2 separate regions of the Homo sapiens genome follow, and region 2 is linked to region 1. The links are chromatin contacts, found by Hi-C or POLR2A ChIA-PET in ENCODE. All regions are on one chromosome and are shown on one strand. The core of a region is the stretch at or near the end of the contact, and the rest is flanking DNA. Distances in the headings are between cores, read along the strand shown. Region 1 overlaps AAK1 (AP2 associated kinase 1). Region 2 holds the start of LINC01816 (long intergenic non-protein coding RNA 1816).

Region 1 (5,823 bases), core at 1,988-4,487:
GAAAAAGCTGCATAATGATTATTTTAGAAATGCAGTGCTTAGACAAAACCTGCCCCACTGGTGGTCACCCTGATCTCTTTGCTATTCTTTTTAATGAGTTCATAATCCTCCGGTTCATCTCACAGTGTTCTTGTAGACTGCATATTTTTCGGAGTTTTTCCCAGACCCCTTGGGGCAGTGACGTGCGGAGGGCAGGGAGCACTCCGCACCAATCAGGCAGAGGGTGGTGCCAGAGGGAAGGTGGAGGGAAGAGTTGTTTGCCCAGCACTGTGCTAGGCCAATTTTTGTATATTTTTTTCTTTAGTGCTTTTCAATAGCTTTGGGGGAGAAAGTTTCCACATCTGTAAAATATGGATAATAACTGAGGCTTAAAGAAGTTAAGTAACTTTCTCAAGTTTATGTAAACAAGTTTCATTGCTAGAAATCAAACCCTGGAAACTACTGACTGAAAGGTCATCCTCTTTTCCTAGTACCATATGCCACATCATATGTAAAACTTTTGATCTAGTCCAAACATACTTTTTGGGTAAGTGATTCTTAAATTTGGTTTCTGGTATTTTTCAGTAGGTTTTAGAACTCAAGGCTGCCTTTAACGATGCAGGAGAGATACAGGACTTTGGACAGGACTCTGGAGAGGAGGGTAGCGTTAGGTATTGGAGTCTGAGAATTGCAGTGATGACAGGCACCAAGCTCCTAGGCCAGCCCATTGGAACCAGGGGCCAACATAACTACTGTCCCAGTCCAGGGTCAGAACTTGGAAAACTCAGTGCCGAAGCATAAATGTTAACCAGAGGTCCTTGGGGAGTTGGGGTGGTGTGGGGACATGGACCTCTAGCTTAAGAATATCTCCTGGCTGGGCGCAGTGGCTCACACCTGTAGTCCCAATACTTTGGGAGGCCGGGCCAGGAGGATTGCTTGAAGCCAGGGATTTGAAACCAGCCTGGGCAACAAAGTGAGACCCCATCTCTACAAAAAATTAATTTAAAAAAGAATATCTCTTATATGTTATGCCAATTGGAGATTATAGATCTCTCCTTTTCATAGAATAGTCTCTTCTTATAATCCTCGATTAAAGCTTGAATTTTTATGTAGTTTTTTTGGATAACACTTATCTGGACCTCAGTTTTTGAATCTACAAAATGATAATTTGGGTTTATTGTGATGAGGAAATGGGAACATGTATGTAGATGACTTTTCTTCACTGTAGACTATTCATACAGATATGAGATGGGTATGAGACCCAGGATCCCTAAAAACAGATTGGTAAGAAAGGCAGTGTAGTTGTTGGGCAAAGGGAACAGTGATTTTTAGAGTGTGGAAAGCTCTAGGAGAAGGAGGGAGACCAGAGTGGGGATGCTGCACTGGAAGTGAGGTGGAAGGCTTTAGATTTCCTGGTGAGTAATCGAGGTCTCTGAGTGCCTGGGGTTGAAGGTTGAGGGAGTTCAAAGACTTGATGCTGACCTGGGATCTTACTGAGACCAGTCGCTGCCTGTGTGCGTGAGGATACCACCTTGTGCAATCTAGTTCAATGGTGTGTCACCAAGAGCCTGACCTGACACCTAAATGTGACGTAGTGTCCCTTAGAAATCATGTCATGTGATGTAACGTTTAGCTTGAGTCCTGTATTAGAACCAGTGCAACTGGGGATTGGCTTGAGGCAAGTTCCCAACTTGAAACAAGTTGGGAAACCAAGGCACCAAGAGAAAAAGTTACCCCTACAAGTCTGGACTATTCAAAACTGAAGCTGAAAGCAACCTTCTGACTCTGACTTTCTTATACTCTTACCCCATTTCTTTTCTTTTATCAAAACATGGTATTACCAAGTTCCCAAGAGCGAATTATAATTAAAGTAACCACAGTGTAAAGCTCATCAACCCAGAGTCTCGGAATGAGGTGGAGAGAAGCTAGTTAGAGAAGAGGTATTATGTAATGACCTAATTATGAGGCCTGCCATCTGCTTAGGAGTCACGCCTGCCTGGTTAGGATTCCCTGATTGTGTTTTTTAAGGAAGATGCTAGATTGTTAAAGGGGGTAGGGAGAGAAGGTAACTATACCAGAATCATTAGGGCCTTTCTTGAAGGAGGCGGGTGGGTTTTGCGGGGAGGGAGATGAAGCAGCCATGGAGGGCTCCTAAGCAGATGTTCCCCATTAGCTTGGAGAGCAGTGTAGAAGGTTAATTATTCTGTAAAAGAGGTTCCTTATTAGGGAAGGGTGGTCAGGTGAAGCTGGCTATCAGAACATGGCTGATACCCCAGGTTTACCTGGAGAGACAACTAAGACATTTTTTTTCCATTCAGGGGAAAGAGTGAGAAATCCACTTTATTTTTTTAAGTGGACATTTTGTGCTGTGGATGAAGATCCGTAGCTTGAAAAAATATCCAGAAACTTGAAAAAGTGGAACGAAGTCAACTTAGAATAGAAACACAAACCACAATGCTCATGGCACCTAGTGAGTTGCCTCTAAAGGGACTCAGGGCCAAGAATCAGATGAAAAAATTGTACACATATCAAGAAAGTGGCAGGTGAAGAGAGTGAGTCTTTGGACCCACTAAGGGTATAGCTCTAATGCTGAACGGGCTCTTTGGACTTTCAGCCATGAAGCCGAGACCCAGGAGGATGTGGACACACTGCTTGTACTGCTTGTACAGTAGACATACAAGGAGTGACTTTCAAGGAAATTATTAAACTTCCTGAACACTCTTTCAGAGAATCTTTAACAGAAAATCTCTTTGCCTTCAGGTTTCAAAAATGTGCCTATATTAGGGAGATCAGAGTGATTGGAGCATAAAGAGTGAATATCCCCAAGGAAGTAATGCTTCCCTAATTCCTGCCTCTACTTCCCACCTGTCAGGGAGCTTCTTTTAATTTACTTCCATCCTCTGCTCACCACCACACTCCAGTGTGAAAGCAATGTTGTCTTTTAAAGAATTAGTAATTCAAATCCCTGTATAGAATTTCGGAGGTTATTTGGTGTATTTCATATCCCTGAAGAATCACCAAAATGTGGCAAATGTCCAGCTCCAAAGGTGAGAGATGTTTATGTCCCTCACTTTCACTTTATAAATAAGGAAACTGAGGGCCAGTGAAGTATAGTGACTTGCTCAAGGTCATAGCTTGTTATTTGTGGAACTTGGACCACAACTAGGCCTCCTGACTCCTGATGGTTCTTTCTGTTGCCTTTTGGTATCTCTCACGTGGAGTTTTATTTGAATTGCTGCCAGGAGTTCTGTGGCTGTGGCAGTTACATATGATCACGGTGGGTGTAACTGCACAGTCAACAGATATAACCCTGTAGGGGTAATATGGGGCTCTCACTGGTGTCTTAACTTCCAGCAACAGAGTCCTCAGAGCTCCAGGGAAGAGTTTTGAGATGCTAGACATCAGCATTCTTTCTGTAAGTTTGCAATGACTTTGGAACAGAAAATTTTATTTCCACATCTGAGTCTGTCTCTTCTCTTCCTTTTGACCACCACTTCTTGTTGGACACTGTTTGTGGAGTGTGGACTAACCTTGTGTCTTTCACTTGATTTTTTTAACATTCAAACTTTTAGCTTGAGCAGACAGCTGGCAAGAGGTTTCTCTGTAGAATATTGAATAGCCATTTAGAATGTGGGTTATGATGTTCCGCCCTCACCCCCCAGTAGCAGGTCTTTTTAGGGGACAGGAATTTGCAAAGTCATTAGCTTCCTTCCCCAGACCAAAAGAGCCAGCGTGGGCAAACTTCCTCACCACCTCTCCCACCCCGAAACCACTGGTAGGGTTTATTTAATTTAGTCTTGTGCATGTGTGCACGCACACACACGCGCACACACACGCACACACACACGTGCACACACACGCACACACGGAGGTTTTTCATGTATAGAGATACTCTGATTCTATTCTAAGTGTTCTCAGTATACTGCAGTTTCTACTTCTTATTTCAAAGAGATCTGAAATATGTCCTGATCCTGGGACAGTGGTTCCCCAAACTGGCAGATGATCTGTGTTGTCTGTGAGGCTTTTGTAAAAAATAGATCCAGGGCCCCACTCAGGCTTGCTGAATCAGACTCTATCAGCATTTAGCTATTTATTTACTAAGTACTTTATCAGTGATGTAATACATATTTTGTAAATTAGGTACTTAATAAGTAGCTTATGAATTTTACAAAATGCAAAAGCCAAAATTTGTCTTTAAAAAAATATTTTTCACACGACACTGATTTATCTTCAAAAATGCACTTTTTTTTTTTTAAAGACAGGGCACTCTGTCACCCAGGCTGGAATGCAGTGACGCAATCATGGCTCACTGCAGCTTCAACCACCTGGGCTCAAGCAATTCTCCCACCACAGCCTCTTGAGTAGCTAGGACCACAGATGCGCACCACCATGCCTGGCTAAGTTTTTAAAAAATTATTTTGTAGAGACTGGGTCTCGCTGTGTTGCCCAGGCCGGTCTCAAATTCCTGGGCTCAAGTGATCTTCCCACTTCAGCCTCCCAAAGTGCTGGGATTATAGGCATGAACCACCATGCCCAGCCCAAAAAAGATCTATTTTTAACCTAAAGAAAGTGTTTTGCGTCAATTTTCAACCTGTTATCATAAATGTACATTTTTAAATTACTCCCTTTTTTGAAGCCCTGAATTAAAACGTTGCTCTGCAATTTAGCAATCTCATTTGACACTCGGCAGGTGGGCCAGTCCATTTTCAAATGGGCCATTTTCAAACGTATTTAGAGAATACTTTTCACTAGTCATCCTTATATTATTGCAGAAAAAAATACATTCACTCTACAATGCCACACTGATTGTAGTGCACTGTTTTTAAAAAAACAAAACCAGCTGGGCGCAGTGGCTCACTCCTGTAATTCCAGCACTTTGGGAGGCTGAGGTGGGTGGATCATGAGGTCAGGAGCCAACGTGGTGAAACCCCATCTCTACTGAAAATACAAAAATTAGCTGGGTGTGGTGGCGTGTGCCTGTAATCCCAGCTACTCAGGAGGCTGAGGCAGGAGAATTGCTTGAACCCGGGAGGCGGAGGTTGCAGTGAGCCGAGATCGTGCCACTGCACTCCAGCCTGGGAGACAGAGTGAGATTCCGTCTCAATAAATAAATAAATAAAATTAAAAAACAAAACCTTTTGTCCTCTCAGCAGGCTCTAGATAAATTCATAAGCTACTTATTAAATATCTAATATGTAAAGCATGTGTTACTTACATGTACTTCTATAAAAAAAAAAAGATCATTTTTATTAATTTGCTTGTAAACTTGCATAGTTTAAAAACTTGTAACAAAATGCAACCCTAAATATGCATATGACTGTCCTTGGGCTGGTGGTGACCATCATTTTGCGCATTAGACTGAATATAGAAAAAGCACACATACTCTGCTCAAAGAATGTAGTGCATTAAAGCCTTCATAGAGTTCATGTAATTCAGTCTTTTGGTTTTATAGATAGGAGAGCTGAGATCAAGTGAGAAGAAGTGAGTGGATTCAAATGTATTAACCAAGACACTCTGTGGGCACATTAACAGTTATCTACTTAAACGAGCTGAAATAAAAAGGGAAATGTGAAAAAGACAAGTTGGTGGGTGTTTCTAACGGAACCTGGAGCAAAAGTGCTACTGACCCTCGCCAAGAGTCTGAAATTAGAAGAAAAAGGCCACCAGGAGTGTTTCTCTCTCTCTCATCTCTGCTTTTTTTCTGCTTCTGCTTTGGTCTTCTTTTTTAATGCAGATAGACTTTCTCTGTTTAATATTCCTATGGCACCATATGGTTTCCGTGCAGCTCCCACTTTTCACTTGCTGTAGTTTAAGTTGTCTGCACATACTTATACCAAATTCCAC
Region 2 (5,915 bases), core at 2,638-5,137, 540 kb before region 1:
AGGTCAGGAGTTCGAGACCAGCCTGGCCAACATGGTGAAACCCCGTCTCTACTAAAAAAAAAATACAAAATTATCTGGGCATGGTGGTGGGCAGCTGTCATCCCAGCTACATGGGAGGCTGAGGCAGGATAATCACTTTAACCTGGGAGGCGGAGGTTGCAGTGAGCCGAGATTGCGCCATTGCACTGGGCAACAAGAGTGAAAACTCCATCTTGAATAAAAAAAAAAAGCATTAGTCTCTTCACCCCACTCCCCATCAAGTTTTCCCAGACTGGGCCGGGCGCCATGGCTCACGCCTGTAATCTCAACAATTTGGGAGGCCGAGGCGGGTGGATCACGAGGTCAGGAGATCGAGACCATCCTGGCTAACATGGTGAAACCCCGTCTCTACTAAAAATACAAAAAATTAGCCAGGCATGGTGGCGGGCACCTGTAGTCCCAGCTACTCGGGAGGCCGAGGCAGGAGAATGGTGTGAACCCGGGAGGTGGAGCTTGCAGTGAGCGGAGATCGCACCACTGCACTCTAGCCTGGGTGACAGTGTGAGACTCCGTGTCAAAAAAAAAAAAAGCTTTCCCAAACTGGAAAATGCATGCTGTCTTGCGGCATGGTCCTGGGCATCTGTGAGGGCCTGCACTGACCTCTGAAGTATCTCCATGTCCAAGGGAGTACAACAATAAATAGTAAATAAAAACATCATGACAGGTTGAGAGAGAGACTGTAGAAAAAATGAAAGGGCTTTTTTCATCCTTTTATGAGAAAGGGGCCCATATTTTCATTTTCCCCTGGGCCCCAAAAATTATGTAGCCAATCCTGCTGGCAGATAAAACATTCCTGAAGGAGGTAGCCAGAAGCCTAATAATATTCTGGGGGTATTGTGGCTTAAGTATGTCAGCCCTGTCCAAATGTAGAACAATGCTGGGGGCTATTTCAAGCCACGTGAAATGTCAACACCTGTGGTAAAGGACTATTAGCAAAGCTAATGTGCAGAGTCTGCACACATGACAAGAAAAAAGTCAACTTGCTAGGAGGGGTTTGTTGGCTGTTTAGCTTTATCTGGACAAGGGAAAAAGTGGGTAGAAAAGGCTCTCTGGCTAGTTCCTCCTTGAAGCAAGAACTCAGCTTGTTTCTCTGGATAGTCTGTGGTCAGATATAACAATGGAAACTTCAGGAAATCTTTATTTAAAAAGAGAAGGTATCTCCCCACACCTTCTTCAATATTAGGTGCCACCAAATTCTGGCTGTTGATCTGTTACTCAACAACAACAAAAAATGTCTTTTGTTTATTTTTATGTCTGATTCCAAGGAGAGTTGAACTTATTTAAAGTGGGTCTTTAAAAAAAATCACTTCAGATGTTTGTTTCTTTTGAATTTTCCATTGGTATTCATTTTCTTATTTATTTGCAAGCACTTCCTACATAGCAAGAATAACAACATTTTGTTTTCATGTGTGTTGCAAATAGGTTTTCCCAGTTTGCCTATTGTTTTTTAACCTTGCCCGTTTGGAATAGCTTCAAGCCACATCATCTGATGGGAATGGAGGTCACCCTAACAGTGATACTGCAATGTCACTAATTCAATAACCACCAAATTTACTGCTAATAATCGCCAACATTTACTGAACATGCACCATATGCTTCATGTGCCATTAATCCACAAAATTACCCTATAAAGTAGGTACTATTTTTAGTTTCATTTTGTAGATGAAGAAACAGAAATAGGAGAGGCTAAGTAATGTGCCTAGTTACCCAGCCTAGTAAGGGATGGAATGTGGGGCTTGAACCCAGCCCTGACTCCTAAGTCCAGTTTCCAACCCTGCACTGTCCAATACAGTGACCGCAGGTAGCTATAGAGCACTTCACATGTAGCCAGCCTGATTTCAGAGACCAAGTGTAAAAAAAAGAATGTCAGATATCTCATTATTAAAAAATTTTTTTTTCAACAGGGTCTTGCTTTGTCACCCAGGCTGGAGTGCACTAGTGTGAACACAGCTCACTGCAGCCTCAACTTCCTGGGCTCAAACGATCCTCCCACCTCAGCCTTCTGAGTAGCTGGAATCACAGGTGTGTGCCACCATGCCCAGCCTCTCATTATTAATTTAAAAATTGGCCAGGTGTGATGGCTTACGCCTGTAATCTCAGCACTTTGGGAGGCTGAGGCAGGCAGATCACCTGAGGTCAAGAGTTTTGAGACCATCCTGACCAACAAGGTGAAACTCTGTCTCTACTAAAAATACAAAAATTAGCCGGGCATGATGGCATGCCTGTAATCCCAGCCACCCGGAAGGCTGAGGCAGGAGAATCGCTTGAACCCAGGAGGCTGCAGTGAGCCAAGATCGCACCACTGCACACCAGCCTGGGCAACAGAGCAAGACTCCATCTCAAAAAAAAAAAAAAAAGTGCCTACTGAAAAATTGTTAACATGATTCTGTTTACATTTCTGTTGACAGCATCTTCTATCCACTTTCCTACATAATCATCCTTCACTTGGGTGAAGACAGTCTGTGTGATCACCTGAGTCTTCTCTTCTCTAGTTATATCAAAAGGCTTGCGCCTTTTAAATCTGTTGATAAACTGAAACCTCCTTGCTTCCTGGTTTTCTTACATGAATTGAGATCATCCCAGGACCTCACTGTCTTGAACAAGCTCAGTTCTCTCCACTCTTCCTCACAGATGATTTCTCATAGGACCAAATTTTGTCATCCTTGTTGTCCACATCTCAATATTCTCCAGGTTATGGCTATCTCTATCCCTCTTGCCCTCCAAAATGAGACCACAGGCGGGGCACAGTGGCTCATGCTTGTAATCCCAACACTTTGGGAAGCCAAGGCAGGCAGATTCCTTGAGCCCAGAAGTTGGACACCAGCCTGGGCAATGAAGTGAAACCCCTTCTCTACCAAAAAAAAAAAAGAAAGAAAGAAAAGAAAATAAATTTTTAAAAAAGGGGAGACAATCCTCCAGAGAACCGTTGCAGATGTCCCAGAAAGGTGATGCTCCCAAGTGCACAGGGACAGAAAGTAGAATGGTGGTTGCCAGGAGCTGGGTAGAGGGGAATGAGGGAGTTGTTTCACGGGTACAGAGTTTCAGTTTAGGATGATGGAAGAGTTCTAGAGATGGATGATGGTGGTGAGTGCACAACCACGTGACTATTTAGTGCCACTAAACTGTACACTTAAAAATTGATTAAAATAAGCTTTATGTTGTGTACATATTACCACAAATACAATAAAAGAAATGAAGTTCTCATACGTGCTGCAGCAGGGATGAACCTTGAAAAGATTATGCTAAGTGGCCGGGCATGGTGGCTCACACGCCTGTAATTACAGCACTTTGGGAGGCTGTGGCAGGAGGATCGTTTGAGCTAAGGAGCTGGAGACCAGCGTGGGCAACATGGCGAAACCTGGTCTCTACCAAAAATACAAAAATTAGCTAGGCAGTGGTGGCAGCGCACCTGTAGTCCCAGCTATTTGGGAGGCTGAGGTGGGAGGATCACTTGAAACCCGGAGGTGGAGGTTGCAGTGAGCTGAGCGCCACTGTGCCCCAGCCTGGGCGACAGAACGAGACCGTGTCTCAAAGAAAAAAAAATAAAAAATAAAAAACCTTGTACTAAGCAAAATAAGCCGACACAGAAGGACGAATATTATATGATTCCACTTATACGAAATACCTAGAATAGGTAAATTCATTAGACAATTAGCCAAAGTGTATCAGAGGAGGTTGGGGGGATGCTGAGGGGAGGGGAAAAGAAAAAAGAAAATCAAGGGGTGGGAAGCAAATGGCTGCGGGGTAGAAGGGGAGTGGGCTGCCGCTTGGGTGTGTGGGCGTCAGGGGGAGACGGGACAGGCGATTTAGGCCCTGCGCGCAGGCGCCCCTGCGCTCCCGCCGTACGCAGCTGTCTTTGTCTGGGGCGGCGGCAGCGTGGCAGGAGCGAGGGGCGCCCCGACCCGTCCCCTCTGCCCTCCACTACCCCTGCCGGCTCCAGCCCGTCCGTGTCTCACCGTCTTTATTTAACAAAGAACGGAGAGACTATAAATGACCCTGAGCAGAGTGGCTGCGAGCAGGGCCCCTGGGGCGTCCCACGGGCGTCATCCTAGCCGCGTGAGCGCCGAGCTTGGGCACCGGGGGGGTTGGCGTGCTTGTACACTTGCTCCGTTTTCTCTGTAAGTACTAAGGATTCCCCTGCCGCCCTCTTCCTCATTTTCCACCATCCCAATTTACACAAGCATTAGTATTTTTTTTTTTTTTTTTGAGACGGCGTCTCGCTCTGTCACCCAGGCTGGAGTGCAGTGGCGCGATCTCGGCTCACTGCAAGCTCCGCCTCCCGGGTTCACGCCATTCTCCTGCCTTAGCCTCCCGTGTAGCTGGGACTACAGGCGCCCGTCACTACGCCCGGCTAACTTTTTGTATTTTTAGTAGAGACGGGGTTTCACCGTGGTCTCGATCTCCTGACCTCGTGATCCGTCCGCCTCGGCCTCCCAAAGTGCTGGGATTACAGGCGTCAGCCACGCGCCCGGCCACAAGCATTAGTATTTACTTCCGTAATTTCCCCATGCCCATGTAACATCACACACACACACACACACACACACACACACGTTTGCTTTTGTTTTCCAAGATGGCATCTAGTAGGCGCTTCTCTTTGTTTTGCTTTTCTAGTACACCGTGGAACCCCAAATCCCAGCTGGGATTCACTCTTTTCTAATGGCTGAACATTCATCCGGGGCATGAAGGCAGCTCAGTTCATTTCATCATTCCTTTGTTTCCTCTGTTTTGCCACCAGAAACTGCCGCGATGAATGTCAGTCCCCAGAGCCGGAACCGTTCCCGGTTTTCTCTACTTGGATCTGAGAACTCTGTCCCTCCAGCCCTGCGAGCGCTTTGCCAGGGTGACGGGCGGAAATGTCCCCGCATCCGTGCCTGCTTTCCCAGATGGGACCCTCCAGCAGTCCCCTCCACTGCCCGTGCTTCCTCCTAACCACTTCCCCCCAGCGACCGCGGAAGGCGCTTCCTCCCCCGCAGCGCGAGCCCCAAGCTCCTCCAGAGCCCCAGCTCTCCCCGCCCCCTTCCCGACCTTGTTTCATATGACCCCTCCCCCGCACATACTCAATTTCGTCTTCCCAAGGCGCCCACTCTCCACATCCTGATGAAAAAAAGAGCCGGCTGCTGTCCTATGTTATTGTCATACTTCTTTCCTCCCGTGCACTACACAACTTGAACAACTTTTTTTTTTCTTTTTTTGAGAAAAGGTCTCGAACTGTCGCCCAGGCTGGAGTACAGTGGCACGATGATGGCTCACTGCAGCCTCGCCCTCTCTGGGCACAGGTGATCCTCCTGCCTCAGCTTCCCAAGAAGCTGGTACTACAGGCGCGTGCCACCACTATTGGCTAATTTTAATTTTTTTTTAACCACAGGGTCTCGCTATGTTGCCCAGGCTGGTCTCGAACCCCTAGGCTCAAGGGATCCTCTCACCTCAGCCTCCCAAAGCGTGAGATTACAGGCGTGAGCCACCGCGCCCCGCGGTAAATACTATTCCAAGGAAATGGCACCTGAGTTTGAGGAGATTAATCGGGTTTACTGCAGGGAAGGAGCATTGGCCCTGGTGGCCAGAGGCAAGGGTACGAACCTGACCCTGCCCTTTCCCTGCCTGGTTCTGCCTTCAGCAAATTGTTCCACACATCTCTGGTTTCCTCCCCACATGATCCCAAGGCCCTGCTGGCTCTAGCCTTTGTGAGGCTAGAATTACAATTCCATTCCTCCCCAGCCACGCCCCATCTCTTGCTCCCTGTGCTAGCGCTTTCCCCAATCAGCCACACTTTCCTTTCCCATTCACTGAGCCTGTGGAAAGCCCTCTTATTCTGAATATCTAGATCCTATTCACCTTTGAAGACCCGACTTGGCCACGTTTCTTCCCAAAGCCTA

What was found. Hi-C counts contacts between places; a loop is a spot of excess contacts on that map. ChIA-PET counts read pairs that join two places held with the same protein, here RNA polymerase II (POLR2A).
Region 2: a map of gastrocnemius medialis shows a loop between it and region 1 (2.9-fold over the local background). The contact joins the promoter of LINC01816 here to the enhancer-like site in region 1. A Hi-C loop is called at or near these places in 1 of 168 maps with a recorded cell type or tissue (gastrocnemius medialis). POLR2A ChIA-PET finds 5 or more read pairs at or near these places in 3 of 52 experiments (GM10248, RWPE1 and naive thymus-derived CD8-positive, alpha-beta T cell).

The regions. Positions count from the first base shown.
Region 1 is chr2:69,580,390-69,586,212 of GRCh38, reverse strand. All of the region lies in intron 2 of AAK1 (AP2 associated kinase 1), which reads left to right. Among named protein-coding and RNA genes, the nearest start is that of AAK1, 60 kb to the left of the region's middle. RefSeq lists a silencer at 3,102-3,396. Within about 2 kb of position 3,237, at least 12 of the 41 ENCODE cell types and tissues checked have a DNase peak (open chromatin) inside an H3K27ac peak, as active enhancers do; they include gastrocnemius medialis, where a contact is called at or near this core.
Region 2 is chr2:70,123,288-70,129,202 of GRCh38, reverse strand. It overlaps LINC01816 (long intergenic non-protein coding RNA 1816), which reads left to right and starts at 3,887. Exons shown (of 2, transcript NR_024444.1): 1 at 3,887-4,157; 2 at 4,778-5,167. RefSeq lists a silencer at 3,972-4,266 and enhancers at 4,593-5,398, 5,399-5,915.